Regions from separate parts of the Homo sapiens genome. Here region 1 is linked to region 2. Evidence: read pairs that join two places in POLR2A ChIA-PET (ENCODE). Cell type or tissue: Panc1. All regions are shown on one strand. Links, peaks and the distances in the headings refer to the core of each region. The heading gives the core; the rest is flanking DNA.

Region 1 (15,500 bases), core at 2,592-10,591, 53 kb before region 2:
TTCTCCCTCTCTCTCTCTTTTTGCCTTGATATGGTTTCTATAAACTCTTGGTTTAAAAAAGAAAAAAGGTCCATTTCTGAGGCTTGGGTTTACTGTACTTACAGTTCCACCAGTAAATCGTCTCCCAGTCTGGGCTGGAGAAGCGCTGGCCACGGTTTGATTGCTCCAGCCCCAGGTTGCCAGGCAACCCACACAAGGGGGAAGTCTGAGAACCGCTGACAGATAGCCAAGTGGCTGAAACAACAGACTTCTCTCTGTCAAAAATGTGTTTGAGAGAGCCACTTGCCCACCTCTGCTCTCTGCTAAACACTACATGATTGTAAAATCAAAATCAAAAGGCCACTGTAATAAAAACACACTTCCTGCTCAATTACTAATTGTTCTAAAGCTGTGGGGAGGCCCAGATCCTACAGTGTATGGCAACAGAAATGCGATACTGTAAATGAGATAAAGCCAGCAGCATGCAAGAAACCTGATCTAAATGCATCTCCGTAGCTTCAAGTCAGGAGAGCTGGTGTGTGGAGGAATCAACTGCCTAAGAAAACACCAGGAAGAAAATAATGAATGTCAAGATGTTAAAGAAACAAACCAATCAATAACTACGAAGCTAGAGGTCAAGACTACTTAGTAATAAAACCAAGAACATTCTCCATTGTTTTGAAACACAATCTGGAGGCAATGAAAGTTTTCTCCCTCAGATGGAAAGGAGGAGCAAGAAAGGTCAATGACCCTTGGGAACCACACCCCCTGGCGGTTCCAGGTGGATTCCCTGATACTTGACTGTAAATGGGATTACAGGAAATAGTAGCATCCTTAGGATAATGCAGGACAATAACAGGTCTGAGAGTCTAATGCAACATTTAAAATACCTATGGTGTGAGCTGGGCACAGTGGCTCACGCCTGTAATCCCAGCACTTTGGGAGGCCGAGGTGGGTGGATCACCTGAGGTCAAAAGTTTGAGACCAGCCTGGCCAACACAGTGAAACCCCGTCTACACTAAAAATACAAAAAATTAGCTGGGCATGGTGGCAAACGCCTGTAATCCCAGCTACTGGGGAGGCTGAGGCAGGAGAATTGCTTCAACCCGGGAGGCAGAGGTTGCAGTGAGCTGAGATCGCGCCATTACACTCCAGCCTGGGCAACAAGAGTGAAACTCCCTCTCAAACAAACAAAAACAAAATATCTATGGTGCATGTACCAAGCCAGTAACATTGTGCCCAACACCAACTCTATGCAGCATCCTTCCATGAAACCACTGTATTGAAACTGTCATCTTGGACTCTGGAAACTATTTGTAGTATGTGGAAGGGGCCAGCACTGAGTGCACAGTTCTTTATCTCTTCTGTGCCATGGACCCTTTGGCAGTCTGGTAAAGCCTGACTCCTTCTAAAAATGGTTTATGGCCAGGCACGGCTCATGCCTGTAATCCTAGCACTTTGGGAGGCCGAGGCAGGCGGACATGAGGTTAGGAGATCGAGACCATCCTGGCCAATATGGTGAAACCCTGTCTCTACTAAAAATACAAACAATTAGCTGGGCGTGGTGGCGCATGCCTGTAATCCCAGCTACTCAGGAGGCTGAGGCAGGAGAATCACTTGAACCAGGGAGTCAGAGGTCGCAGTAAGCCGAGATCATGCCACTGAACTCCAGCCTGGCGACAGAGCGAGACTCCACCTAAAAAAAAAAAAAAAAAGGCTGGGCACGGTGGCTCCTGTCTGTAATCCCAGCACTTTGGGAGGCCGAGGCTGGCGGATCACCTAACGTCGAGTTTGAGACTAGCCTGGCCAACATGGTGAAACCTCGTCTCTACTAAAAATACAAAAAAAAAAAAAAATTAGCTGGGCATGGTGGTACATGCCTGTAGTCCCACCTACTTGGGGAGGCTGAGGCAGGAGAATCGCTTGAACCCAGGAGGCGGAAGTTGCAGTGAACCAAGACCATGCCACTGCACTCCAGCCTCGGTGACAGAGGGAGACTCCATCTCAAAAAAAAAAAATAGAAAGTATGCCAGAGTAATATAACTGCTCTATGAACACACTAAATAACAAGAGCTAGCAGAGGGTTTTCTTTAGCTCATGCAGGTTTTTTGTTTTTCGGGGGGGTGGGGGGGCTGTTTTGCTTTATTATGTGACCTCAGATGATAAACCCTTGGAGGGCAAGGACAGCAAGTTTTTCATCATTCAATTTCCAGTGCAATATGCAGCCCGGTTTCCTGCCCCAAGCTCCTAAGCTAGCCCTCGTCACACCACTAGCCCAGCTCCTATGGGGGCGTGGGTTTCCTTGACTCTCCCAGTGCCCAGAAGTGGGCCTGGCATATAAGATGTGTAAGACCATAGTCCGCAAAATGGGATGTATGGACACAAAAGACATTTTTTTCCTATGTTCTCTTTCCAACAATCCATCAGCCTGAGAAGGCACACGCTCCTGTGAGGGGATGCAGCCTCTCTTCTTCTATCCCCACCACTGCCCCCCTCTCACTTCACAAAGGCAGCCTCCTCTCCCCCGCTCCCATCTGGAAGGCTACCAGGCAGCACTGCCCCAGGGGCACTGAACAAGGGGACAATTTAAAACATTGACACTGGTGCTGACACAGTGCCTAGCTCTGAGGTCAGGATGAGAAAGACTCCACAAGTCAGACATTTTCTGATTCTCTGCTTTCAACAAAACACAAGGAGGTCCTAGTGGAAGTGTCATCTGATAGATTGCGGAAAGTCATATCTGACGACAAATTATACTTTTGGCATTATTATGGAAAGAATTCAAATAACTGAGTGACACTGTAACAAAACTATCATTCCCATCTACTTACTCACATAAACAAGGTTTCTGGGCACTTACGTGTTTAAAAAAACCATACAATTTATTTCCAATAAATGTTAAGCAAAAATGAAAATTATATCAACATTTACATTATTTCGTTGTTTTCATCAACTGTGCTCTAATAATTATAATTTGAAAAAACATTTCTTCTATACTTAAGAGCTTTATTATTAAAGGAAATAACCATATGCCCGATTTCAATACACACACTTTTTGTTGCAGGGAAGTACTAAAGGTCAATCGGACACTGGACTTTCAAACATAAAATGTATCATCTTAGTATAAAGTCCCTGGGGAAGTAGAATGGAAATAAAAATTAAAGGGGGAAAAGGATAAGATGCAACATTGGACTGCTTTTAAAAAATGAACTTGTCGGGCATGGTGGCTCACACCTGTAATCCCATCACTTTGGGAGGCTTAGGTGGGCAGATTACCTGAGGTCAGGAGTTCAAGACCAGCCTGGCCACCATGGCGAAATCCTGTCTCTACTAAACATACAAAAATTAGCCAGGCATAGTGGCGCACGCCTGTAATCCCAGCTACTCAGGAGGCTGAAGCAGAATTGCTGGAACCTGGGAAGCAGACGTTGCACAGTGGACCAAGATGGTGCCGCCACTGCAGTCCAGCCCAAGTGACAGAGCAAGACTCCATCTTAAAAAAAAAAAAAAAAAAAGCTTATTTTAAAAATAGATGATAGTTCTTGCTCCTCCTTTCATCATGTGATGTGCCTGCTCCTACTTCGTTTTCTACCATAAGTAAAAGCTCCCTGAGGCCTCCCCAGAAGCCACACAGACGCCAGCACCGTGCTTGTACAGCCTGCAGAATTGTGGGCCAATTAAACCTCTTTTCTTTATAAATCACCCAATCTCTGGTGTTTCTTTATAGCAATGCAAGAATGGCCTAATTCGGAAAATTGGTGCCAGGAGTAGGGTACTGCTATAAAGACACCTGAAAATATGGAAGCAGCTTTGCAACGGGGTAATGGACAGATGTTAGAAGAGTTTGCAGGGCTCAGAAGAAGACAGGAAGATGAGGGAAAGTTTGGAACTTCTTAAAAGACTGGTTAAATGGTTGTGACCAAAATACTGACAGTGATACGGACAGTGAAGACCAGGCTGAGAAGGTCTCAGATGGAAATGAGGACATTATTGGGCACTGGAGCAAAAGTCACCCTTGTGATGTCCTAGCAAAAAAGATGGCTGTGTTGTGTTTCTGCCCTAGGTATCTGTTGAAGTTTGAATTTGAGAGTGATGACCTAGGGTATCTGGTGGAAGAAATCTCTAAGCAGCAAAGTATTCAAGATGTGACCTGGCTGCTTCTACTAGCTTAACTCAAATGTGGGGACAAAGAAATGACTTGAAGTTGGAATTTATACTTAAAAGGGAAGCAGAGCAAAGAAGTTTGGAACATTTGCACCCTGGCAATGTGGCAAAGAAAGAAAAGCTTTTGGTTGGGCGTGGTGGCTCACGCCTGTAATCCCAGCACTTTGAGAGGCCGCGGCGGGTGGATCATGAGGTCAGGAGTTCAAGACCAGCCTGGCCAACATGGTGAAACCCCATCTCTACTAAAGATACAAAAAATTAGCCCGGCATGATGGCACACACCTGTAATCCCAGCTACCTGGGAGGCTGAGGCAGGAGGATCACCTGAACCCAAGAGGCAGAGGTTGCAGTGAGCACCTCTGCACTCTAGCCTGAGTGACAGGTGAGACTCAGTCTCAAAAAAAGAAAAAAAAAAAAAAAAAAAAGAAAGAAAAGCTTTCTCAGGAGAGAAATTCAGGCAGGCTGTAAAGCAATCACTTGCTAGAGATATTTGTGTAACTAAAAGGGAGCCAAGCGCTGATATCCAAGACAATGAGGGAAAGGCCTTAAAGGAATTTCAAAGACCTTCCCAGCAGCCCCTCCCATCATAGGATGAGAAACCTAAGAGGAAAGAATAGTTTTCAGGGCCAGGCATGGGGTTTTGCTGCCCTCTGCAGCTTTGGGACACTGCTTCCCACATGCCCCTGTGACTACATCCTTGGCTCAAAGGGCCTCTGATACAGCTCAGGCTGCTGCTTCAGAGGGTACAAGCCATAGGCTGTGGCAGCTTCCAGGTGGTGTTAAGTCTGCAGGTGTACAGAGTGCAAGAGTGATGGAGGCTTGGCAGCCTCTGCCAAGATTTCAGAGGATGTATCAGGTGCCCAGGCCAGAAGCCTGCTGCAGAGATGGAGCCCTCACACAGATACTCTACTAGGGCAGTGTAGAGGGGAAATGTGGGGTTGGAGGGCCCACACAGAGTCCCCACTGGGGCACCACCTAGTGGAGCTGTGGGAAGGGGCCATTGTCTTCCAGACCCAAGAATGGTAGATCCATCAGCAGCTTGCACTGTATGCCTGGAAAAGCTGCAGGCATTCAACTCCAATTTGCTGAACCCTGCAAAGCCACAGAAGTGGAAGTGCCCAAGACCTTGGGAGCCTGCCCCTCATCAGTTTGCCCAGGCTGTGGCAAATGGAGTCAAGGGCTATTTTGGAGCTTTAAGATTTAATGATTGCCCTGCTGGGTTTAGGACTTGCATTGGGCTCAATGCCTCTTTCTTTTGACTGATTTCTACCTTTTGGAATGGGAATGTTTATCCAATGCCTATACCCGCATTGTATCTTGGAAGTAAATAACTTGTTTTTGATTTTACAGGCTCATAGGTGGAAGGGACTTGCCTTGTCTCAGATAAGACTTAGGACTTTTGAGTTTATACTGGAATGAGGTAAGACTTTGGGGGACTATCGATAACGGATAATTTGTAATGTGAGAAGGACATGTGGTTTGCGGGAAGCCAGGAATGGAATTATATAATTTGAATATTTGTCTCCTCCCAAATTTCATGTTGAAATGTAATCCCCAATGTCGGAGATGGGGCCTGGTGGAAGGTTACTGGATCACGTGGGTGGATTTCTCATGAATGGTTTAAGCACCATCCTCTGGGTGCTGTGCTTGCAATAGTGAGTGAGTTCTTGCAAGATCTGGTTGTTTAAAAGTGTGTAGCAGCCCCACCCCCTTGCTCCTTCTTCCACCATGTGATGTGGTGTTCCCGCTTCAGCTTCCGCCATAAGTAAAAGCTCCCTGAGGCCTCCCCAGGAAGTGCGTAGATGTTGGTGTCATGCTTGTACAGCCTATAGAACTGTGCGCCAATTAAACCTCTTTTCTTTATTTAAAAAAAAAAAAAAAGATAATGGGTATAAATCACTATGGTATTTAAAATTCACTTGTAATATTTAAAAGAGTGAGGGGACAATTTTATTTTTAAATGTCAATGTTTGTAATTTTGGAAGTTACATCCTTATCATAAAAAAAGTCAATTTAAATTTGGGAGTGGGTATGCGCTTTCAGGCAAAATTCTTTTAGGGGCTTCATAGGGATAAAATATTTTTCTTAGCTTTGTATCTACCTAAAGGAAGACCCAGAAATTCTTTGGGGTACCAAGCATGCTTCCACATCTCAGCTATATTTAGTCTGGTTTTACCTAACAGAAACAAACTAGGGTCACTGAAAACACTTTCTTGAACCAAGACAGGTTGCACCATGGAAGATCTTGCCGTATGTAACTGCTGTTCCACCAAGGTACAGACTTTTCTTCACTGGAATTCCAAAGCTGACTATAGCTCTGTTCAAGGACAGTAAAAAGCACAAATTCTTCAGTGTGCCAATTAAAGTGCTTGGCACCTTCCATTCTGTCACTTCAGCCTGGACTCTCACATACCCACACCACACCCAAGCATCTGGACTCTTTTTTACTTATTTTATTTTTCAGCCATCATCTACACATGTAGATGGGCCAGCCCCAACACCCAGTGGTTGAAGACAATAATCTTCATAAGCAGGAAATTACAGAGGTGATCTTGGTTCTGAACCAACTGCAGAAGAAGACAGATAGACAATCGTCTCCATCAGCAACCACCTGCGGCAGGAACCCCACCTTTTTTTTTTTATGTTCGGGGATACATGGGCAGAACGTGCAGGTTTGTTACATAGTTTACACGTACCATGGTGGTTTGCTGCACCCATCAACCCATCATCTACATTAGGTATTTTTCCTAATGCTATCCCTCCCCTACCCGCCCCCACCCCCCAACAGGCCCTGGTGTGTGATGTTCCCCTCCCTGTGTCCATGTGTTCTCACTGTTCAACTCCCACTTACGAGTGAGAACATGTGGTGTTTGGTTTTCTGTCCTTGTGTTAGTTTTCACAGTGTCGACGGTCTTTACAATTTGGCATGTTTTTGCAGTGGCTGGCGCCTGTTGTTCCTTTCCATGTTTAGTGCTTCCTTCAGGAGCTCTTGTAAGGCAGGCCTAGTGGTGACAAAATCTCTCAGCATTTGCTTGTCTGTAAAGGATTTTATTTCTCTTTCGCTTATGAAGCTTAGTTTGGCTGGATATGAAATTCTGGGTTGAAAATTCTTTTAAGAATGTTGAATATTGGCCCCCACGGTCTTCTGGCTTGTAGGGTTTCTGCAGAGATCCGCTGATAGTCTGATATGGGCTTCCCTTTGTGGGTAACCCGACCTTTCTCTCTGGCTGCCCTAAACATTTTTTCTTTCATTTCAACCTTGGTGAATCTGAAGATTACGTGTCTTGGGGTTACTCTTCTCATCTGATATGGGCTTCCCTTTGTGGGTAACCTGACCTTTCTCTCTGGCTGCCCTTAACATTTTTTCTTTCATTTCAACCTTGGTGAATCTGAAGATTATGTGTCTTGGGGTTGCTCTTCTCGAGGAGTATCTTTGTGGTGGTCTCTGTATTTCCTGAATTTGAATGCTGGCCTGTCTTGCTAAGTTGGGGAAATTCTCCTGGTTAATATCCCGAAGAGTGTTTTCCAACTTGGTTCCATTCTCTGTGTCACTTTCAGGCACACCAATCAAACGTAGGTTTGGTCTTTTCATAGTCCCATATTTCTTGGAGGCTTTGTTCATTTCTTTTCTTTTCTTTTTTTTAGAGTCTCGCTCTGTCACCCAGGCTGGAGTGCTGTGGCGCCATCTCGGCTCACTGCAAGCTCCGCCTCCGGGTTCACGCCATTCTCCTGCCTCAGCCTCCCGAGTAGCTGGGACTACAGGCGCCCACTGCCACACCGGGCTAATTTTTTTTTTTTGTATTTTTAGTAGAGACGGGGTTTCACCATGTTAGGCAGGATGGTCTCAATCTCCTGACCTCGTGATCCGCCCGCCTCGGCCTCCCAAAGTGCTGGGATTATAGGCGTGAGCCACTGTGCCGGGCCTGTTCATTTCTTTTCGTTCTTTTTTCTCTAATCTTGTCTTCACGCTTTACTTCATTAAGCTGATCTTCAATCTCTGATACCCTTTCTTCTGCTTGATCAATTCGGCTATTGATACTTGTGTATGCTTCACAAAGTTCTCCTGCTGTTTTTTTTTTCAGCTCCATCAGATCATTTATGTTCTTCTCTAAACTGGTTATTCTAGTTAGCAGTTCCTCTAACCTTTTTTCAAGGTTCTTAGCTTCCTCGCATTGGGTTAGAACATGCTCCTTTAGCTCGGAGGAGTTTGTTATTACCCACTTTCTGAAGCCTACTTCTGTCAATTTGTCAAACTCATTCTCCATCCAGTTTTGTTCCCTTGCTGGCAAGGAGCTGTACTCCTTTGAAGGAGAAGAGGCGTTCTGGTTTTTGGAATTTTCAGACTTTTTGCCTTGTTTTTTCCTCATCTTCGTGGATGTGTCTACCTTTGGTCTTTGATGTTGGTGACCTTCAGATGGGGTTTCTGTGTGGACATCCTTTGTGTTGATGTTGATGGTATTCCTTTCTGTTTATTAGTTTTCCTTCTAACAGTCAGGCCCCTCTGCTGCAGGTCTGCTGGAGTTTTCTGGAGGTCCACTTCAGAACCTGTTTGCCTGGGTATCACCAGCAGAGGCTGCAGAACAGCAAAGGTTGCTGCCTGAGGAACCCCACTTTTATGCAGAGGTAAAATCTACCAAGCATGTGGATTCTGAGGTTTCGTTTCAGCTCCAGTGGAGGCTGTGCTGTGTTGACCGTGTATGCAATGGACACAGAAGAATGAGTGTGCGGCACTTGCCTGCGTCTGCCACCCCACCTCCAGATCCAACTCGAGCCAGGCTCTGCCTGCTTCTCCGAATACATCCTGCACTCTCTGTGTCTCCTCACAGGGTAGTTCTGCTGTCTGGGGAGCCGATATTGGGTGTGATGATCTGACTTGGATTCCTGAGTACTCCACTCACCACTGCTGCGGCTCTGAACAAATTCCCTTACTATCTCATGCCTATGTCATGTCGTGCTCCTCTGTGTTTCCATCTTTCTGTGTGCCCCATGGAACTTCCCCATTCTGCCCAGCACTATGTTCTGGGCATCCAAGTCCACCACTGCCATTAGAACATCATCTTCTTGAGGTGGGGAGTTCCTGTCCAGGGCCACCTGGAGGCCTCTGCACACGACAGGCATTTAATAAATGTTTCTTCGATGACGTTTCCTATTATCAGTATCTGGGCCTTTCAGAGCCAGAAGGGGACTATTTAATTATTATTACTCTCATTTCTTAGTGAGAGGACCAATGACTCTCCCAAGGTACAGCAACTGGTCCAAGGCACAGACTCAACCAGAAAGCAGGTTTACCAACACTTTTGTCTTCTCAGCATAAATATTCTAAAGAAAATAATTACTATTGGGTGCATTTTCCACAGATAGATGAAGAGTTATCTGAAAAAAGTAGAAGTGAGGGAAGGGAATAAAAAGGGGGAAAAAAAAAGGCCAGGCGCAGTGGCTCACGCCTGTAATCCCAGTACTTTGGGAGGCCGAGGCGGGTGGATCACGAAGTCAGGAGTTGGAGACCAGCCTGGCCAACATGGTGAAACTCCATCTCTACTAAAAACATAAAAATTAGCTGGGCATGGTGGCTAATAGGAAACGTCATTGAAGAAACATTTATTAAATGCCTGCCGTGTGCAGAGGCCTCCAGATGGCCCTGGCGCACATCTGTAATCCCAGCTACTTGGGAGGCTGAGGCAGTAGAATCTCTTGAACCCGGGAGGCGCAGGTTGCACTGAGCCGAGATCACGCCACTGCACTCCAGCCTCGGTGACAGAGCAAGACTCCATCTCAAACAATCAATCAAACAAACAAACAAATAAACAAACAAAAAAAAAAAAGGAAGAAGAACCAGAATTTCTTGTTTTTGAAAAATCAAACTGAAGAATGACTGGACACGATGTCAGCACCACTCACACAGGAAACCTCACGCATGAAACCTCACACAACAGCACTGCAGCTCTTTCGCTTGGTTAACTTGGGGACAGCCCTGAGACATGAGATCGGCCTTTACAGCCTTCTTCCCAGGCTGGTGGAAGATCAGGCTGCTCTGAATCCAGGCCGGCTGGAATTGGCGGGGCCTCTCAACACAGTCAAGAATGGCTAACGGCAGGCAGAAACATTTTGTGGCCTAATAAAGGATCAAAGAAATGTTCCTTACAAAGAGGAAATGAATTATCCACACATCAAGCTCCTTCATGTCTTCTGTTTGTTTGTTTTAGGCCCTCCAGCCTGTTTGGATAAAACATGTTACACTGAGAAAGCATCAAAGAAAACGAAACAACAGTGACATTTAAAGGGAACTCCGCCGGCTAGACAGAGCCCCATTTTGGGTTCAGCTCCAACTTCTCCCTGTTCTGTCTCTCCTGGCCATGGGGAGTATTCACCCACAGCTGACATAAGATTATCAGCAAAGGTTTTAACAAGAACCAGACCTTTCTCTTCTAATCTTTCCCCCAATCCAAAATGTCATGAAAAAACTTCAAAGAATCTTGTTAGAATTTAAAAATATTCTACTATTGTGTAACTCATGCTGAAAAATGCACATCTAGGTATGAAAAACGCACAGATTGCTCTGTCAAAGACCACTACGTGACTGCACTTCCATAGCAGAGATCCCATCTTTCCTTTCAGCTAAATTTAATCTGTTCTAAACTCTGAAAGTTATTGAGTCCTAAAGACATTTATTTAGCAGGTCCTAACAATGAGCAGTTTATAGGCAATTGTGAAACATGACCACAAAGATTATTGGATGGGGGTCAGTAATTTGAATTGCTAGAAAAATATAGATCACTCTTGACTGACATGAATGATCAGTGGTATCATTTACCCAGAATTACTCAAGAGAGAATAGTAACATGGAATGAGAAGCTGCTTCTACCCTGAAGGAGTCACTTTTATAGCTATACAACTTCTACCCTACTCAGTCTGTGTGTGGCAAAACTAGTTTATCCTCCTCATGGCATCTACCTGAATTCATCTTATTTAAGTTAATTTGCTTATTTGTCTGTGGTCCCTATTAGAATGCAAATCCCATGAGAACAGTACCTCCACGGTTATTTCTATTCCCAGAGTTGAGAAGGTGCCTCGTACACAGTCAGTACTCATTGTTGAGTGACTGAGGAGACAAACAGCAGGAATATATTCTACAGCCAACACTTGAATCTGCGATCTTAGTCTACATAGTCTTCCATTCACAAAACTCTATCTTCTCGTACCTTTCCTCCACCTTCAACCTCTCCATGTTAATGCACTTCGGCTCCATTTACCAGTTAACGATTTAGTGATCCCACTGAGAAGCCAGGAGCTCCAACAGCCACCGAGAAGCACAGCACCCAGCAGAGCTGCGTGTGGAGGCAACGCTCACCTCCCTCTCCATGGGACCTAAATGACCAGCATAGCACACGCTTCCTTCCTTCCCAGCCCTTCCTGTATTCCCAGCCCAGTCCAGACTAGACGTCCTTCTGACCAGAAGCTCACCTTAGCAAATCCCAACTGATGCCTCGCACGACGTCCCCTAGAGACCTACTGTCCTCTCACACGCAGTTCTCCAAAAGGCCTCATACCCCAACCCCCGAGCCCTGCTGCAGCTTTCTCACTTTCAGATCCACACAGAATCCCTTTTAACCCCTCCAGTTATAGGGCCAGAAGTTGTTTTGTCAACAGTAGCAATCCTGTCTCACCGTCTCATCAACCATGCCCATCCGGGTTCCCCCATCACAGTGTCAACCACTTGCCAAACCCATCTCCTTCTTATCCTGTGACCAGCACCAAAGTCTCTTCCTAGCTAGCTAAGTCTCTTCCTCCATCCTACCTTTCGACAGCACTCTCAGGAACGTGGAAAAGGTTGCCCACGGCCCTTCTAATAGTCTGTGTCTACCATTCTTGGTGCTCTTTATTCCAGCCTAGCCATCTACCGGTAGCCATACCTAAGATGTGAAACTACAGATTTTCCCTATTTACTGCACAGCTACCATGACCCCCACAACATCCCTCTTCTTGACTGTGTCCCTCAACTCCTCTACCACTTCTGTACTGGTTCCCCATGTTCTCTATGCAGCCTGGGGCTTAACTATCCATTATGTCAACAATGCAGTCAATACTCACTACCTCAGCTGGGCGCGGTGGCTCACACCTGTAATCCCAGCACTTTGGGAGGCTGAGGCGGGTGGATCACTTGAGGTCAGGAGTTGGAGACTAGCCTGGCCAACATGGCGAAACCCCGTCTCTACTAAAAATACAAAAATTAGCTGGGGTGTGGTGGCACATGCCTATAATCCCAGCTACTCAGGAAGCTGAGGCAGGAGAACAGCTTGAACCCGGAAGGCAGAGGTTGCAGTGAGCTGAGATTGTGCCACTGCACTGCGGCCTGGGTGACAGAGCAAAATTCCATCTCAAAAAAGAACAAAAAAAATACTCCTTGCCTCAACATCCCGACCTCCCACCAATTTTCTAGCCCAATCTTCCACCCACTTTGGCTGCATATTAGTGTCCTAACATCCTGGGACACTGGAAACTTGTACCCCAGATGAATTAAATTGGACCCAAGTTTCTGCTCTGTGTGTCTGAAGTTCCTCATGTGACTCCAGCGTGCTAATAGTGTGAAGTGCTGCTGTACACCGACAGCTCTCAACGTCTCTCACTAGGGGCATAGTCCTGATCCAGTCCAGTAGTTCTCAGGGCCTGGATGCCCATGTCCCACCCTAGGGATTCTGCTCTGACTTGCTGGGGTACAGGCCAGCATTGGGGCATTTTCAAGTTCTCCCGATGACTCTAACGCACAGCCAAGTTTACAAGACGTCCTCAGCCCACCTCCACTCTTCCAATGCTACTGCCAGACTGGTCTTCAAGGGCAGCTCCAGTCCTATCCTTCCCCACACATTCAAAAATATATAATTTTTCCTCGTTTCCTGTTGAATTAAACATAAACTTCTCAGTCAAAAGTGGAAGGCTCTGAATTAGCTACCTCACATCCTCCCCCACCCATAAGCTTCATCCAAACTGGGCAACAACTTGCTACTAACCAACCACTCAAATTCTTTTAGCCCTTGTTCTCCAATTAACTAACCTCTGTCAACTCTGCCCGGTGAAATCCTATCCATCCTTCAAGGTCCTCTCAAATAAGCCTCCTCTACAGCACCCTTCCTGATCTCCCTGTCCAAGAGCAGGGAGCAAGCTGCTCACCTCAGCAGGCCCTGTGAGCCCCAGAACACCATCTGAAGCAAAAGAGGCACTCAAAACAAATTTTCAATTGTGTGGCTGCTGTCCCCTCTCTAGATTCTGTGGTGATAAATCCAACTCAAGCACTCATTTACACCCACTACCCAAATCAGTCAAGGATACCACAGTGGGATGGCATGTCACCTGCCATACTGCCAAGCAGTTACCAAGGTTGGTGGTAACTCCTGCAGAGATCTTAGCAGTGAAAGAACAAATGCTGTTTGTTTAAAGTCACTGATACGCTCCCTTCCTTTTGTACACAGAAATCAATAATGTTTTTTCTAAGTCTTGTTTCCAAAAAACTAAGCCAAATAAAAAAAAAGTCACTTGAATAATAGAAGAACAAACTAACAATGATAGGAACAGAAGATTCAACTAGAGGAAGAATTATGAGAGCAAACAGTGGATACAACGGTCTCAAACATCCAGCAGAGCCCTGCACACAAGAGTAGGAATGGAAACGCAGTAGAATTAAATTCAGTATAAGATGAAAAATAAAGACCTTCCTTTTTCCATGTATATTTTTAAGGTAAATTTAATTATCCAGAAACAGACAAAAATGTTTGCTCTTCACCTTCAAGAATCCACCACCCCTTTTGTGAAGATACTCAGGCTCAGTAGAGTGCACCCGTACACATGCCCATCTTCGTAACGGAATGCCTGAGTGCCTAAGATGTTCAAACCAGTGGAGAGTAGCATGGCGTGATGCTCATGGACTCCTCTAAATGTGTGAGCAACCGGATTACACATCTCAGAGTGTGGCCTAAAAGCAAGATAAATCTACGTGGATCATTTGAATGTTTTACAGATATTTAAAAAGAGAGGGAGAGAGAGGAAGGGAATGTGAGCTGATTATGAAGTCAGAGAATTTAATGAGGGAGACAAGCTACCAAGGTCAGATTGCTCTGGGGTCATAAACTTGGAAAGTGACTATGAAGCTGACAAAGAAGTTGGGTTGTCTCAAAGGACGATCTGAAAATAATTTTCTACTTTTGTTATTGCTAAAGGACTGGAGAATTTCATTTCCATGGACTGAACTGAGCAGTAGGATCCCAAAAATCCAGAGCCCACCCCACTCTTTAAGCTGCTCTGAGAATTGGAACAGCTCTGCCTGATGAAATCAAGACTTCAACGTGGGAGAGATCACCACAGATCAAAGCTCCAGGTCTTCTCTAGGCAAAGCTCCTTTATTTCTTAGATTAATGTTAGGTGGGTTTTTGGTCGAGGTCAACCAGTTTCCCAAACCTTTGCTTATCAAGATCTCCTTAGGCCGGGCATGGCGGCTCACACCTGTAATCCCAGCACTCTAGGAGGCCAAGGTGGGCAGATCATTTGAGGTTAGGAGTTCAAGACCAGCCTGGCTAACATGGTGAAACCCTGTCTCTACTAAAAATACAAAAATTAGCCGGGTGTGGTGACACACACCTGTAGTCCCAGCTACTGGGGAGGCTGAAGTGGGAGGATCACTTGAACCCGGGAGGCAGAGGTTGCAGTGAGCTGAGATCACACCATTGCACTGGTCCAGCCTGGGCAACAGAGCAAGACTCTGTCTCAAAAAAAAATTTTTTTTTAATTCATTTTCTAAAATTCTCTTTTAAAATTGGATAACCAAGCTTACTTAGCTCTGTCACCCTAATTAATTAGAGGCCCTATCTGAAAAAAGAAAATGAGTAATATTTAGGATGAACATGTCTGTTTGGAAAACAGTTTATTAGCAAATGTGTGACACCTCCACAGATTTTAATATTAAACAGTGGCTCCCAGAGAAGACTCCAAGCTGCTGTTGAGGGGAGCACAAGGGACAGAAGAGCACAGAGCATGGCTGCAGTGATGGGCCATCCTTCCTCCCACTCTGGTGGAGTCTATGGTACTCATTAGCCTGCATCTCTGTAGCCTAGGAGATTTGGTTTCATTACTGTCAATGGCAAAGCTTAGAAAAATAAAAGTATGATCAAAACTTACAAATCAGCTTCAAGGGAGATCCCAGAACTTTCAGTAACAAAAGGACACTGTGTGTGTGTGTACGCACACATGCATGTGTACACGTGTGTTTTCAAATTTCTTAAACAGGAATGACTCTGTTAGCTTTAGATAAATCATGTGGCCAATTTTTCACCTGGGAAGTGAAAGGATGGGGCAGGCAGCAGACCAAGATG
Region 2 (15,500 bases), core at 3,659-11,658:
ATAAATCTTACCTCAATAAGTTGTTTCAAAAATTACACACTAGCAATCTCTTTTGTTAATAATGAAGAAAAAACAGAATAAAAATAAGTAATCTAAGAGCTTAGATTCAAAAATAGGTCCACATAATTGTCATAAAGAACTGATAGCTCTGGGCAACATTGTGAGACATCATCTCTGCAAGTAAAAATAACCAGCTGGGCCAGGCGCAGTGGCTCACGCCTGTAATCCCAGAACTTTGGGAGGCCAAGGCAGGTGAATCACCTGAGATCGGGAGTTCGAGACCAGCCTGACCAACATGGCGAAACCCTGTCTCTACTAAAAATACAAAATTAGCCGGGTTTGGTGGCACATGCCTGCAATCCCAGCTACTCGGAAGGCTGAGGCAGGAGAATCGCTTGAACCTGGGAGGTTGTGGTGAGCCAAGATTGCGCCATTGCACTCCAGCCTGGGCAACAAGAGCAAAACTCCATCTCAAAACAAAAACAAAAAACAAAACAAAACAAGAAAAACAGCTGGGCATGGTAGTGCACACCTATGGTACCAGCTACTCTGGAGGCTGAGGTGGGAGGACTGCTTGAGCCCAGGAGGTCAAGGCTGCAGTGAGCCGTGATCCACCACTGCACTCCAGCCTGGGCAACAGAGCAAGATCCTGCCTCAAACAAACAAACAAACAAAAAAGAACTGACAGCTCAAAAATTTTCTAAACCAATTGCAGTTTTAAAAATGAAACGATTTATTTAAATTTACTCGTATTTAAATACTCCTACTGGATGTTCAACACACTTTAATGTGGCCATATAGCCTATTTCATTTAAGTTCTATGTTGCCCTAGGAAGCAGGAAATATACACTAATTACTCACAGGTTTCTTCTAAACTGATAAATGCCTAACCTTGTTTTAAATCTATGCTATACTCTAAGAAAACAATAAATGCTTTCCACACAACAATGTATATATCTTTTTAACTTATTACTTAACACAGCTCAAATCTTCTATTACTCTAGGGAAGTAAAAAATCCCAGTAACTTCTCTCACAGGATATTTTCATTCATTTTTCATTAGGAAAATGCTTGCAACTGAAGTTTTCGGAGTCAGTTCAACAGTGAAGTACAAAAATTAAAACAGCACATAACTTTTCAATTCATCACAAAATATGTACACATAACCTAAGACACCTGAGCCATGTCAGGCTAGTCTGAAGAGTTTCAGTGTCATAAAAATGAAAAATTGTACAACAAAAAAATCTCTGGGAGTGCTAACAAAACCTTCAGAAGGAGCTTGCCACAAAGAACCATGGGCAAAAGTAGCCAAAATGATTTCTATACTGAAGTATGGTCTACAGAATTCTTAAGAGAGTTTGGAATAAAAAGGGGAATAAATCATATACATTCAAGAAAGTGCCAAAAATAGACATTTAATTAAATATGGCAAGATCTTCATTATTCAAAATTCAACTGATAGCACAGTTATGAAAGCAGGATTTTTTTCACAAAGCTTTTATACAGAGAACAACTGGCCAGACATGGTGGCCCATGCCTGTAATCCTAGCACTTTGGGAGTCTGAGACAGGAGGATTACTTAAGACCAGGAGTTTGAAATCAGCCCTGGCAACAAAGTAAGACGATGTCTCTACAAAAAAAATAAAACTTAAAAAAAGGCCAGGTGCAGTGGCACACACCTGTAATCCCAGCACTTTGGGAGGCCGAGGCAGGAGGATCACTTGAGCCCAGGAGTCCGAGACCAGCCTGGGCAATACAGTGGGACCTCATCTTGACAAAAAAAATTTTTATTTAATTAGTCAAGCATGATGGTGGGCGTCTATGATATCAGCTACAGCTCTTGGGAAGCTAAGGTGGGAGAAAAGCTTGAGCCTGGGAGGTTGAGGCTGCAGTGAGCCAAGACTGTGTCACTGTACTCCAGACTGGGCAACAGAGCAAGATGGTCTCAAAAACAAAAATTAGCTGAGTGCGGTGGCACATGCCTGTAATCCCAGCTACAGCTACTCAGGAAGCTGAAGTGGGAGGATCACTTGAGCCTGGGAGGTCAAGCCTGCAGTGAGCCTGCAGTGAGCTGTGACTGTGCCACTGCACTCCAGCCTGGGTGACAGAGCGAGACTTTGCCTCAAGAAAAAACAACAACAAACAACAACAACAGAAAAAAGTTCCTATCAAAGACTTTCTCTTTGTACACACACTTTTAAGGTATTCTGAATTCACAGACATTCATATCTAACCTACCACAGCCTCTACTGGGCAGTAGTATCATCAACCTCTGAGTTTCAGCTTCCTCATCTGTAAAATAATCTTAAAGGCCCCTTCTGGCTTAATCATATGCTCAAAATAAAGATTTTGTATTTAAAACTAACCAACAAAAAAATCCCCACTAACTATCCTATCGAATCAGTGACAATGTACACAAACACACAATATTTATGACAATGTGAAAAAACATTCTCTTATTTACAGAATGGCATATCCCTAGCAAAACCACTCAAATGTTATATCATACTCAAGAAACCTAATTATACTAGGAATAAAAATCAGCCATATCACGCAGATATCTACGTTTCCTCAAAAGCAAGCTGCACAGTAGATTTCTAAATCAGGAATGGGGACTACTTTCTTCCCTCTGTTAGGAACTTTTGGGACTGTCAGTATTTAAGTCATCTAGCCGCCTCGGATTCTCCTATTTAGAAACTGGGACAGATGATCTTGAAAGTCTCTTCTAACTATAGTGACCTCTCAAGAAATTAAAAAAAAAGAAAAAAGAAAAAGAACAAAGGGGTGCTTAAATGACATTTGGTTAATCATCAGAAGAGGTGCTTAGCCTCATACTCAACAGCCTACATACACATACACAACGATGCAGACTATCAATATATCAGAAATTGATTCCATAAATATCATTAGCTCTTCAGATTTAATGGTTTCACATTAGTAATGATAGAGAGGAATTATTTCATGTAACTTTAAAATACATTAATATTCCTATACAGCCCCATGGGATATAGCCTAAGGCCAAAACAAATAAAAACAACAACAACAAACAAAGAACGAAAGACAACTGGTTTCAGTAATCATATTGTTTGCAGCAGTGTGTTGTTATCTGAGCTGCTGTGTGTTTATTATGGGATTAAAGTAGATGAGTAATTATGATGGTATGTCATGCAACCAACTCAGTAACATTAGCCTCATTTCCCTTTACTTTTAATTTTTTAGAAATTATTCGTGTAAAACTTTTTATAGTCATGTAAAATATTAACATGTTCCAAAGTATACTTTATAAAAAACAAGTTTATGCAAAAAAGTTTAGCTTCTTCCCATCCCTCCATGTGCTTTAAAATAAATACATGGTCTCAGAAACAGTGAAGTACAAAAACACGGCTTCTAGATTCCAATCTTGGGGGTATGACCTTAAATTGTGACTTAATCTCTCTCAACTTATTTCCTTATGTCTAAAAAGGTGATAATAATAGAACCTAGAGGCCGGGCGTGGTGGCTCACGCCTGTAATCCCAACACTTTGGGAGGTCGAGGTGGGAGGATCACAAGGTCAGGAGATTGAGATCATCCTGGCTAACATGGTGAAACCCCGTCTCTACTAAAAATACAAAAAATTAGCTGGGCGTGGTGGGTGTCTGTAGTCCCAGCTACTCCGGAGGCTGAGGTAGGAGAACGGTGTGAAGCCGGGAAGCGGAGCTTGCAGTGAGCTGAGATCGCGCCACTGCCAGAGCGAGACTCCATCTCAAAAAAATAAAAAATAAATAAAAATAAAAATAGAACCTAGAGGTGGTTGTGAGGATTAAGCAAGATCTTCTATGCACAGTACTTGGCTTTGTGAGGCCTCAGTTAAGTATCAGGTGCTATTATTAGGATCTCATTTGAGAGTCACCTCAAACCTGCAGCACAGACACAGATTAGGAAATGAACCTGCAGGTGCCACATCACTGGCCTGGAGCCCCCATGGCACCCAACAGCCAAGACCACAACTCACTCCTGAGTCTACAGGCGACTTCATGCTCCGCACTCATCACACATTCCCTACAGCCAGTTCAGGGGAAAAAGAAGTGTCTTCCCACTCAGGGTGACTTCAAAAGACTTACTGTGTTCAGTGCATTCAGAGTGGTGTCATCCCGAGAGGCTGCGACACAGCCGTCCTCTGTAGAGCCTCCATCACACATTCCTGCAAATGCCGCCATGCTCCTTCAGAAGAAAAGGTTTTTCCTTTATTAGTACATAGTAATATCAGGACAGAGACTTAGACCTTCAATTTTCAGAGGACATTTCCAGCCCAGAACAAATTCCATTACTACACGCATGATGAACCAGTTCCCAGCTCTGCCTCTGCTCCTATTTTTTTTTTTTTTTCTTTTGAGATGGAGTCTCACTCTGTCATCCAGGCTGGAGTACAGTGGCGCAATCTTGGCTCACTGCAACCTCCACCTCCAGGATTCAAGGGATTCTCCTGCCTCGGCCTCCCGAGTAGCTGAGATTACAGGAACACCCCATGCCCAGCTAATTTCTGTATTTTTAGTAGAGACAAGGTTTCACAGTGTTGGTCGGGCTGGTCTCGAACTCCTGACCTCAGGTGATCTGCTCACCTCAGCCTCCTAAAGTGCTGGGATTACAGGCGTGAGCCATCACGCCCAGACCAAAAATAAATTTAAGTTCCTCTTCACTCACGCAGAAAGACATATGTTACTTTTAGTCAGATCCATTTGTATTGTTTCTTCCCACGTTTTAGCAGTACTAAGATTTTAGATTTGAGAGCATGAAGAATCTAAATCTATGAGCCACAATATTTCAGTAGATGACAATCTTCTGAAAGAAAAGTCTCCAGAAAACATGTGAAATTAAGTCATCTAAAATTTTACTTAATTCCTCTCATTCTGCATATCAACTACCTTTAGGTGAATTAAAAGTAAAAAATCATGGCTGGGTGTGATGGCTCATGCCCGTAATCCCAGCACTCTGGGAGCCTGACGCCAGAGGACTGCTTGAGGCCAGAGAGTTCAAAATCAGCCCTGACAACATAGAGAGAGAAAAAAAATATATTAGCCAGGTATGGTGGTGCATGCCTGTAGTCCTAGCTACTGGGGAGGACGAGGTGGGAGGATGACTTGAGCCCAGGAGGTTAAGGCTGTAATGAGTCATGATTATGCCACTGCACTCCAGTGTGAGACCCTGTCTTAAAAAAAAAAAAAAAAAAAGGTGAGAAACCAGAGATAAAACCTCTTAGTCATTCACTCCACTTACACATTCTCATCTCTACTGAATGCCACCATGCACAACACCGTTGACTAGAAAACAGCCAGGTAACTGGGGCAACACAGAAAGGACCCCATCTCAACCAAAAACAAAATTAAAAATAGCCGGGCATGGTGCCACGGGTCTATAACCCTAGCTACTCAGGAGGCTGAGGCAGGAGGATCGCTTGAGCTCAGGAAGTTAAGGCTGTAGTGAGCTATAATTGTGCCACTGTACTCCAGCCTGGGTGACACAGCAAGACCCTGTTTCAAAAAAACAAAACAAGTAACAACCAAAAAAAAAAGAAAAAAAGAAAAAAAAGAAACCCACAAACCCATCCAGGGTTAAAATTCAGATGCCCTAATCCTTGCTTTCATGTTTTTGTTGTCGTTGCCAAGACCCAGAATCACTACATACAAAGTCTGCCTGCCTGCTCTGTGACACCTGCTCTGTGACGACCGCTCTGTGGTGCCCGCTCTGTGCCGTGTGAGGAGCGAATTCACACTTCTCTCTGCATCGAAGGCATTTGTATGTTCTATGCAACTGCCACGAGGGTGATCACAGATAAATATTCTCATGTAGGCAAGCCACAAAAATGTCAAGTTCAGGACAGGCACTAATGAACAGCCACAAAGTAGAGACAGAACATGAAATCTGTAGAGGGTTTTGTTTTTGTTTTAAATTTTACTTTAAGGTCCAGGATACAAGTGCAGAACGTGTCGGTTTGTTACATTAGGTATATGTGTGCCGTGGTGCTCTGCTGCACCTATCAACCCGTCATCTAGGTTTTAAGCCCCGAATGCATTAGCTATTTGTCCTAATGCTCTCCCTCCCCTCACCCCCACCCCTCTGTAGTGGGGTTTTCAGATGAGCTGAATGACTGAAGTACTCAACTGGATTGAGAGGTTTTGGTAACTGTATGTATGGCCTAAGCTGTTTTCCTCTTGAAAAGTTCCAAAATTTGATGTGGGGCAAACACCAAGAAGAAAAACATTACTTCATCATGAAAAAAATTACTTCAAACTATTTTTCTCTGGTAAGAAGAGCCAGGGTCCCGATTACAGAGGGTGTAACCAAACTTAAAGTCAGAGAACGCCCAATATAGAAATAAAATCTCAGGGGAAATGCAAAGTTTACTGCCTATAATCAGTTCAGATGGTCTAATTCAGAAAGCAGGATGGGGGTAGATTCCTATTACCTTGCTGCCCTCAAGTACATAAGGAGGTCACAGTCGTTAACTCCAGGCATCCAGACCAGTTCCTCATGTTGGGTCACTGTATCACCATCTGGAGAAGGAAATGGTTGCAGATCTGGAAGTTTGGCCTGTAAGACAGGGATGAGTAAGTCACAATCAAGGCATGTATTAATTATAAAGAGCTATCTCAATAAGCAGTCTTTAGGAACATATACAATGTTTTACTGAGACTCTTTCCTTGGACAGCAGAAAAATAACAACAAAACCATGAGTCATTTAAACTGACCTATTTCACATGTCAGGATCATTTCACCATAGAAGATTTCACAATAGACTGCTTAATATCTGCTTAACAGTGTCAAAGTAAACCAGTGCCAGCATGATACCAAGAGTAAAACTGAAGCACACACATATGCATAAAATAAACAAAAAAACAAAATAATGTCTTTAGATGATAACAGCTATTGATAAAGAAGGAAACACACATACATTTCCAATATAACAAGTTGACAAAGAAGACATATGCAAATGATACCTCACCTAAGGATATTTGCTAAAAAATTAAGTGAGCTATCCTATTAGAATAGTGTTACTCTTAAGACAGTCAATAGCAATATAAGTCATGGTCAATACCAAAACTAGATGAGTATTAAGTAAACATTAAAAAATATAGTTGAGGCCAGGCCTGGTGGCTCACGCCTGTAATCCCAGCACTTTGGGAGGCCGAGGTGGGTGGATCACAAGGTCAGGAGTTCAAGACCAGCCTGGCCAAGATGCTGAAACCTTGTCTCTACCAAAAATACAAAAAGTAGCCGAGCACGGTGGCGGGCGCCTATAATTCCAGCTACTCAGGAGGCTGAGGCAGAGAACTGCTTAAACCCGGGAGGCAGAGGTTGCAGTGAGCTGAGATCGTGCCACTGCATTCCAGCCTGGGAGAGACAGAGCGAAATTCCATCTCAAAAATAAAATAAAATTAAACTAAATTAAATTTTAAAAATTTATATATAGTTGAGGCTGGGCATGGTGGCTCACGCCTATAATCCCAGCACTTTGGGAGGCTGAGGTGGGTGGATCACCTGAGGTCAGGAGTTCAAAACCAGCCTGGCCAACATGATAAAACCCCGTCACTACTAATAATACAAAAATTAGCCAGGCGTGGTGGTATGTGCCTGTAATCCCAGCTACTTGGGAGGTTGAGGCAAGAGAATCGCTTGAACCCGGGAGGCAGAAGTTGCAGTGAGCCAAGATTGTGTCACTGCACTCCAGCCTAGGTGACAGAGCAAGACTCCATCTCAAAAAAAAAAAAAATAAAAAAAAAAAAATAAATATATACACACACACACACACACACACACACACACACACACATATGTAGTTGAATTGACCTGTGGTAACAGAAATCAGGGCAGTGATTTCTTTACGAAAGAAGGAATTGCTTGTGAAGAACAGGAAGGACCTTTCTGGGATGACAGAAATGTTCTGTGCCTTGATACGAATCATCACGGCAGATTGAAAAGCATACATAAGATACGAACAATTCGCTGTACATAGAGTATACCTCAATAAAAAGAATTTAAAAAAATATTCGAGCAACAGTGCTCCCCACCAAGACTGTAAGTGATCAGATTTAAATACCTGTGGCATTTTCTCACCCACACTCTGCTGGGACAGAGCAAGAGCAAGCAGGTGCCATGACCACCATAACCAGCAGAGACCTGTGAAAAGTCAGATATTTGCAAGATACTCATGTTCTCATCCTGTCAAATGATGACCATGGGCACATGAGTCTGATAGAGCTCCATGGGACATGAAGCCTGGGCAAACAATTTAAGTGAATGCAGCAGGCTGAATATAAGCCAGCACCATCCAACAGAAATAAAATAAGAATTATATATTTAATTTTAAATATTCTAGTAGTCACGTTAAACAAAATGCCATATCCCAATCTGGACTAGCCATATTCCAAGTGCTGAACAGCTATGTGTGGCAGTGGCTCCCGACCTGGATGTGCAGGTGTGAAGAACTCAAGAGTGAAGTGGACCACGGGGAAATGGAGATAGAACCGCCCCATCCAGGGAATGCTGCCACACAGGAATGGGACCCAGTGTGTGTACATCCTCCATCTTTTTCCAAATTCCAGAAATCTTCACATTTATGTAAAAGTTTGTGGTTTTAAATGTTGGTATTCAAGTTTTTGAGGCAACTGCATAGCAAAACATCACATTAGTAGGCCATGTGGCTCTCAGGCTAGCCATCAGCACCCACACAGCTTTACAGGCTGTCTTCCATGCCTCTAAATGTGTATCAAGCTGACTTTCTCCAAGCAAGGATGTTCTTCTTTGGTTAAGTATTGACTTCTCTAACATTGAACTGAGTGTCACAATTAGTTCTGCTTAACACATAGTGAAAATAGTGGGATAAAATTAAAACACAATGGGCCTGGCGTGGTGGCTCACGCCTGTAATCCCAGCACTTTCAGAGGCCGAGGCGGGCAGATCACCTGAGGTCAGGAGTTCGACACCAGACTGACCAACACGGTGAAACCCTGTCTCTACGAAAAATACAAAAATTAGCCAGGCGTGGTGGCACACGCCTATAGTGCCAGCTACTTGGGAGGGTGAGGCAGGAGAATCGCTTGAAACCTGGGAGGCGGAGGTTCCCGTGAGCTGAGATTGCACCACTGCACTCCAGCTTGGGTGACAGAGCAAGACTCTGTCTCAAAATAATAACAACAATAATAATAACAACAACAATAACACAACAAATGTTGGAGTCAAAAGGTCTTTGACACTAGTACTGAGTTCTGCTTCCCCAGCACCGAGTACAGTACTGGGTACAGCAGTTCTCTAATGTCTGTTATTAATCGAAAAGTACTATTACTGTGAGCAGGACCAACCTCCCCCCCATTCTTGAGAAAAATGGACTAGAAATATAATTAGACAGTTTACAGAAAAAGAAACGAAAATGCCTCTTAATCATAAGAATTGATGAGTTGGAGACGGGGTTTTGCTGTGTTGGCCGGGCTGGTCTCAGCTCCTGACCGCGAGTGATCCGCCAGCCTCGGCCTCCCGAGGTGCTGGGATTGCAGACGGAGTCTCGTTCACTCAGTGCTCAATGGTGCCCAGGCTGGAGTGCAGTGGTGTGATCTCGGCTCGCTACAACCTCCACCTCCCAGCCGCCTGCCTTGGCCCCCCAAAGTGCCGAGATTGCAGCCTCTGCCCGGCCGCCACCCCGTCTGGGAAGTGAGGAGCGTCTCTGCCTGGCCGCCCATCGTCTGGGATATGAGGAGCCTCTCTGCCTGGCTGCCCAGTCTGGAAAGTGAGGAGCGTCTCTGCCCGGCCGCCATCCCATCTAGGAAGCGAGGAGCGCCTCTTCCCCGCCGCCCATCGTCTGAGATGTGGGGAGCGCCTCTGCCCCGCCGCCCTGTCTGGGATGTGAGGAGCACCTCTGCTGGGCCGCAACCCTGTCTGGGATGTGAGGAGCGCCTCTGCCTGGCCGCCCCGTCTGAGAAGTGAGGAAACCCTCTGCCTGGCAACCGCCCCGTCTGAGAAGTGAGGAGCCCCTCCATCCGGCAGCCACCCCGTCTGGGAAGTGAGGAGCGTCTCCGCCCGGCAGCCACCCCGTCCGGGAGGGGGGGGGGGGGTCAGCCCCCCGCCCGGCCAGCCGCCCCGTCCGGGAGGTGAGGGGCTCCTCTGCCCGGCCGCCCCTACTGGGAAGTGAGGAGCCCCTCTGCCCGGCCAGCTGCCCCGTCCGGGAGGGGGGGTCAGCCCCCTGCCCGGCCAGCCGCCCCGTCCGGGAGGGAGGTGGGGGGGTCAGCCCCCCGCCCGGCCGGCCGCCCCGTCCGGGAGGTGAGGGGCGCCTCTGCCCGGTCGCCCCTACCGGGAAGTGAGGACCCCTCTGCCCGGCCAGCCGCCCCGTCCGGGAGGGAGGTGGGGGGTCAGCACCCCGCCCGGCCAGCCGCCCAGTCCGGGAGGAAGGTGGGGGGTCAGCCCCCCGCCCGGCCAGCCGCCCCGTCCGGGAGGTGAGGGGCGCCTCTGCCCGGCCGCCCCTACTGGGAAGTGAGGAGCCCCTCTGCCCGGCCAGCCGCCCCGTCCGGGAGGGAGGTGGGGGGATCAGCCCCCCGTCCGGGAGGTGAGGGGCGCCTCTGCCCGGTCGCCCCTACCGGGAAGTGAGGACCCCTCTGCCCGGCCAGCCGCCCCGTCCGGGAGGGAGGTGGGGGGTCAGCCCCCCGCCCGGCCAGCCGCCCAGTCCGGGAGGGAGGTGGGGGGTCAGCCCCCCGCCCGGCCAGCCGCCCAGTCCGGGAGGGAGGTGGGGGGTCAGCCCCCCGCCCGGCCAGCCGCCCCGTCCGGGAGGGAGGTGGGGGGATCAGCCCCCCGCCTGGCCAGCCGCCCCGACCGGGAGGTGAGGGGCGCCTCTGCCCGGCTGCCCGTACTGGGAAGTGAGGACCCCTCTGCCCGGCCAGCCGCCCCGTCCGGGAGGCAGGTGGGGGGGGTCAGCCCCCCGCCCGGCCAGCCGCCCCGTCCGGGAGGGAGGTGGGGGGGATCAGCCCCCCGCCCGGCCAGCCGCCCCGTCCGGGAGGGAGGTGGGGGGGTCAGCCCCCCGCCCGGCCAGCCGCCCCGTCCGGGAGGGAGGTGGGGGGGGTCAGCCCCCCGCCTGGCCAGCCGCCCCGTCCGGGAGGTGAGGGGCGCCTCTGCCCGGCTGCCCCTACTGGGAAGTGAGGACCCCTCTGCCCGGCCAGCCGCCCAGTCCGGGAGGGAGGTGGTGGGTCAGCCCCCCACCCGGCCAGCCGCCCCGTCCGGGAGGGAGGTGGGGGGATCAGCCCCCCGCCTGGCCAGCCACCCCGTCCGGGAGGTGAGGGGCGCCTCTGCCCGGCCGCCCCTACTGGGAAGTGAGGAGCCCCTCTGCCTGGCGAGCCGCCCCGTCCGGGAGGGTGGTGGGGGGGTCAGCCCCCCGCCCGGCCAGCCGCCCTATCCAGGAGGTGAGGGGCGCCTCTGCCCGGCCGCCCCTACTGGGAAGTGAGGAGCCCCTCTGCCTGGCCAGCCGCCCCGTCCGGGAGGGTGGTGGGGGGGTCAGCCCCCTGCCCGGCCAGCCGCCCCATCCGGGAGGTCAGGGGCGCTTCTGCCCGGCCGCCCCTACTGGGAAGTGAGGAGCCCCTCTGCCCGGCCACGACCCCTTCTGGGAGGTGTGCCCAGCGGCTCATTGGGGATGGGCCATGATGACAATGGCGGTTTTGTGGAATAGAAAGGCGGGAAGGGTGGGGAAAAAATTGAGAAATCGGATGGTTGCCGGGTCTGTGTGGATAGAAGTAGATATGGGAGACTTTTCATTTTGTTCTGTACTAAGAAAAATTCTTCTGCCTTGGGATCCTGTTGATCTGTGACCTTATCCCCAACCCTGTGCTCTCTGAAACATGTGCTGTGTCCACTCAGGGTTAAATGGATTAAGGGCGGTGCAAGATGTGCTTTGTTAAACAGATGCTTGAAGGCAGCGTGCTCGTTAAGAGTCATCACCACTCCCTAATCTTAAGTACCCAGGGACACAAACACTTCGGAAGGCCGCAGGGTCCTCTGCCTAGGAAAACCAGAGACCTTTGTTCACTTGTTTATCTGCTGACCTTCCCTCCACTATTGTCCTATGACCCTGCCAAATCCCCCTCTGCGAGAAACACCCAAGAATGATCAATTAAAAATAAATAAATAAATAAATAAATAAATAAATAAATAAATAAAAAAGAATTGATGAGTCAACCTCTCTGACAACAGAAATGCAAATTAATGGCACATATTCAATTTTGCATCTATCATACTGACATAAAGCCAAATGTTTGACAACACATAAAGCCACGAAAAAAATTAGCACTCATATTAGTTGCTAGTGTCAACACAAACTGATACAATCTCTGTGGAGGGGAATGTGGCAAAACCCCCAAAATTATATATGCACTTGTCCTCTAAGTCAGCCATCCCGCTTCTGGGGATATAGCCCCAAGATACACTGGCAAAAACATCAAAATCTATATGCACAGGCTATTCACTGCAGCATTACATGTAATGGCAAATGACTGGAATCAACTCATATGCCTATTAATAGGGATCAGATGAATAAACTGCTACATTCATACATGGAGTTCTATGAAATAGTATTATAGAAGGGAATGAGAAGGAGCTCTATATACTGCTATGAGGAGAACACAAGAATATACTGTTAAAAGAAAGGTAGCAAAAGGATGTATATTATGTTATTATTTATCTAAGAAGGGGCAGAGGGAATGAAAATAAGAAGCTTAAATAATAATAATCTCATTAAAACTACACCAAATGGAAAGAAATGCAACAATTGAGCTGGTTCTACTCTAGGAACTGTTTCAAGTAACTCTAAGATATATTAATTTGCTTATACAGCCCTGGCAGGATATACATAACAAAATGCAATACCAAGCTGTTTTCAATAAGCATACTGTTTGTAGCCATGTGATTATTGCTATTCTGGGCTGTTATATGTGTATTATGGAATTGAAGCAAATAAGTAATTTTGTTGGTGTCATTAAAAAATGGGATTTGAGTCACGGGAAAAAAATAAAGATATACATAAAAGAAGGACAGAATTAGTATAAAGGCCATAGAAAAATCTGAATTTGAATTGGATGTATCAGCATAAATTTAGAATGTATTTTATCTTTAAGAAAGTAGGGAAATAAAACACCTATTTCCTATTCTGTCTACTGAAAAGGCCTCGAAATAGCAACCAACCCAGTAAGAATGAATACCCCAGCACCCAGTATGTAAATACCACTTCCCACTACAATAAAAGAGGGCTCTTCTGAGACAAGTTTAATTCCACATCTAGGGAAGACAATGTATAAGGTGAGGCAGTAAAATCATGTCTTACTAGAGAAAAACGATTAAGTGAAAAGGACAAAAACCACTGGGATTAAGTGAAAAGGACAAATACGAAGGAAGATGCTCCTACTGGCCCAAAATGGATCTTTTAATCATCAATAAGAACTGATTAAAGTTGATTATAGATTAAAAAATAAAATCCACTGGTAACCATGGAAAGATAAGGGTGAAGTTTCATTTATTTGTACAAGGAATAAATGGATGGCAGAATTAGAATATCACTGTTTTGAAATCCCTAATAAAATAATGGATCTAAGAAATAATCAGTGGTGGCCAGGCGCGGTGGCTCAGGCCTATAATCCCAGCACTTTGGGAGGCCAAGGCGGGTGTTTCATGAGGTCAGAAGTTCGAGATCAGCCTGGCCAACATAGTGAAACCCCGTCTCTACTAAAAATACAAAAAAGTAGCCAGGTGTGGTGGCGGGCGCCTATAATCCCAGCTACTCAGGAGGCTGAGGCAGGAGAATGGCTTGAACCCGGGAGGCGGAGGTTGCAGTGAGACAAGATTGTGCCACTGCACTCCAGCCTGGGCGACCGAGTGAGACTCCGTCTCAAAAAAAAAAAATAAATGATCAGTGGCTGCTAATTACAATTAAAAAAGAGACATATGAGCCTCCTGGCAGAAGCACTTACCACCACCCAGGAAGCATTTTTCTGGAAGGCAGGGTACCAAACTAGAATGAGGCCGAACCTCTAGATTTAACTACTAATTCTCAAGTCATGCAAAGAGCAAAGTAACAAATTTAATGCAATCAGCCAAATCTAGACTGCAGAACACCCTACAGGATGAAATAGCTTCTTTACCACATACACTGGGGGACTAGGGGAAGGACCTGGGAATTAAGAGAGATTTAAGAGATGTATCAACCAACTGCAATGAATGGCTCTCATTTAGATTCTAATTTGAACTATGAAAATATAAAGAAAGAGAGAAAGATACAGACAGACAATTAGGGAAATCTGGGCATCGTATACACTTGAATATTAAGAAATTGGTAATTTTTATATGTTCTGATATATTGTGATTGTGTCCAAATCCCTTATTTTTGGAACATCTACAAGGAAAATGATGTATTTGTGAGGCGTTTAAAATAACGGCAGGAAGAGGTGTGAGGGGGAATAAATGAAATGGGTTTGACTAGGATTTGATACTTGAGGAAGCTGAGTAATGAAGAGAAGGACTTTACTGTATTATTCTTTCCCTGCTTTTGTATATGTTAATATTTTCCTAATAAAAAGGTTAATTTTTTTTTTTAAAGACTGGTTCTGTCACCAGGCTGGAGTGCAATGGTGTGATCGTGGCTCAGTGCTGCTTCAACCGCCTAGGCTCAAGCAATCCTCCCACTTCAGCCTCCTGAGTGGCTGGGACTACAGACATGCATCACCATGCCTACCTAATTTTTGTATTTTTTGTAGAGATGGGGTTTTGCCATGTTGCCCAGGCTGGTCTCGAATTCCTGAGCTGAAATGATCTACCCACCTTGGCCTCCCAAAGTGCTGGGATTACAGGCGTGAGCCAAAAGTCAAAAATTTTAAAAAGGTAAATGTTGCCAATTCATTTTTAAAAGTTTTATTATTTTTGGTGCTCCAAAACATTTCTTTTTGAAAATGAAGCACACAGAATACATTTAAAATCTGATGTAAAAAACCAAACATCTGATTTTAAATGGTGGTATACAAAAATCCAATCACAGTAAATTTGCTCCTTTTCCAAGAATGTAAGCATCTTTTCCTTAGGAACTACATTTTCTTTTATGGTAGGAAAAAAAAAATCTATAAAATAAAAGTCTGGTACAAAGATCTCAAGACACTGGAAATACACAGTGAGAGGGAAAAAATGGGTAGTAAAATACAGTGCAAGAGAAAGTAGAGAATGGGAGACGAAACTGAGTGGCATTAGGTTGAGTATCAGGTTCCCAGACCGAAAATACAGCCCCGAGGTGGCAGTCAGGCCCACCTAATGGAACACACCAACAAAAGACTCTACTTGAACAAGCAGACACTGTCCTCCTGCAGCTTCTTTCAGTCTGTATCAGTTATAACCCCAGGTCTGGGATGAGAAGTATCTTCTATAAACTATGTGACCCTGATAGTTTTTGTGTTCACTTCACTTCATAACTCCTTCACTTCTTAAGTTCTTTCATTACAGAGTTAAAATAGGT

What was found. Peaks named below come from ENCODE experiments on the same cell type or tissue, not always from the same donor. Only the 100,000 strongest peaks of a DNase experiment are listed, where the experiment ranks them.
Region 1: POLR2A ChIA-PET joins it to region 2 with 5 read pairs; 7 of 35 experiments call an interaction of 5 or more read pairs at or near these places.

What each region holds. Positions count from the first base shown.
Region 1 is chr1:8,438,912-8,454,411 of GRCh38, forward strand. All of the region lies in intron 11 of RERE (arginine-glutamic acid dipeptide repeats), which reads right to left. Among named protein-coding and RNA genes, the nearest start is that of RERE-AS1, 22 kb to the left of the region's middle. RefSeq lists enhancers at 10,102-10,601, 11,506-12,005. In Panc1, for the core only: CTCF peaks have their summits at 4,801 (motif pointing left) and 5,088 (motif pointing left); no DNase peak of the experiment used is centred there.
Region 2 is chr1:8,490,962-8,506,461 of GRCh38, forward strand. RERE (arginine-glutamic acid dipeptide repeats) reads right to left here. Exons shown (of 23, transcript NM_001042681.2): 9 at 6,444-6,568; 10 at 4,102-4,201. SNORD128 (small nucleolar RNA, C/D box 128) reads right to left here and starts at 3,952; the gene lies at 3,839-3,952. RefSeq lists enhancers at 11,524-12,207, 13,352-14,261. In Panc1, for the core only: no CTCF peak of the experiment used is centred there; a DNase peak (open chromatin) is centred at 6,680.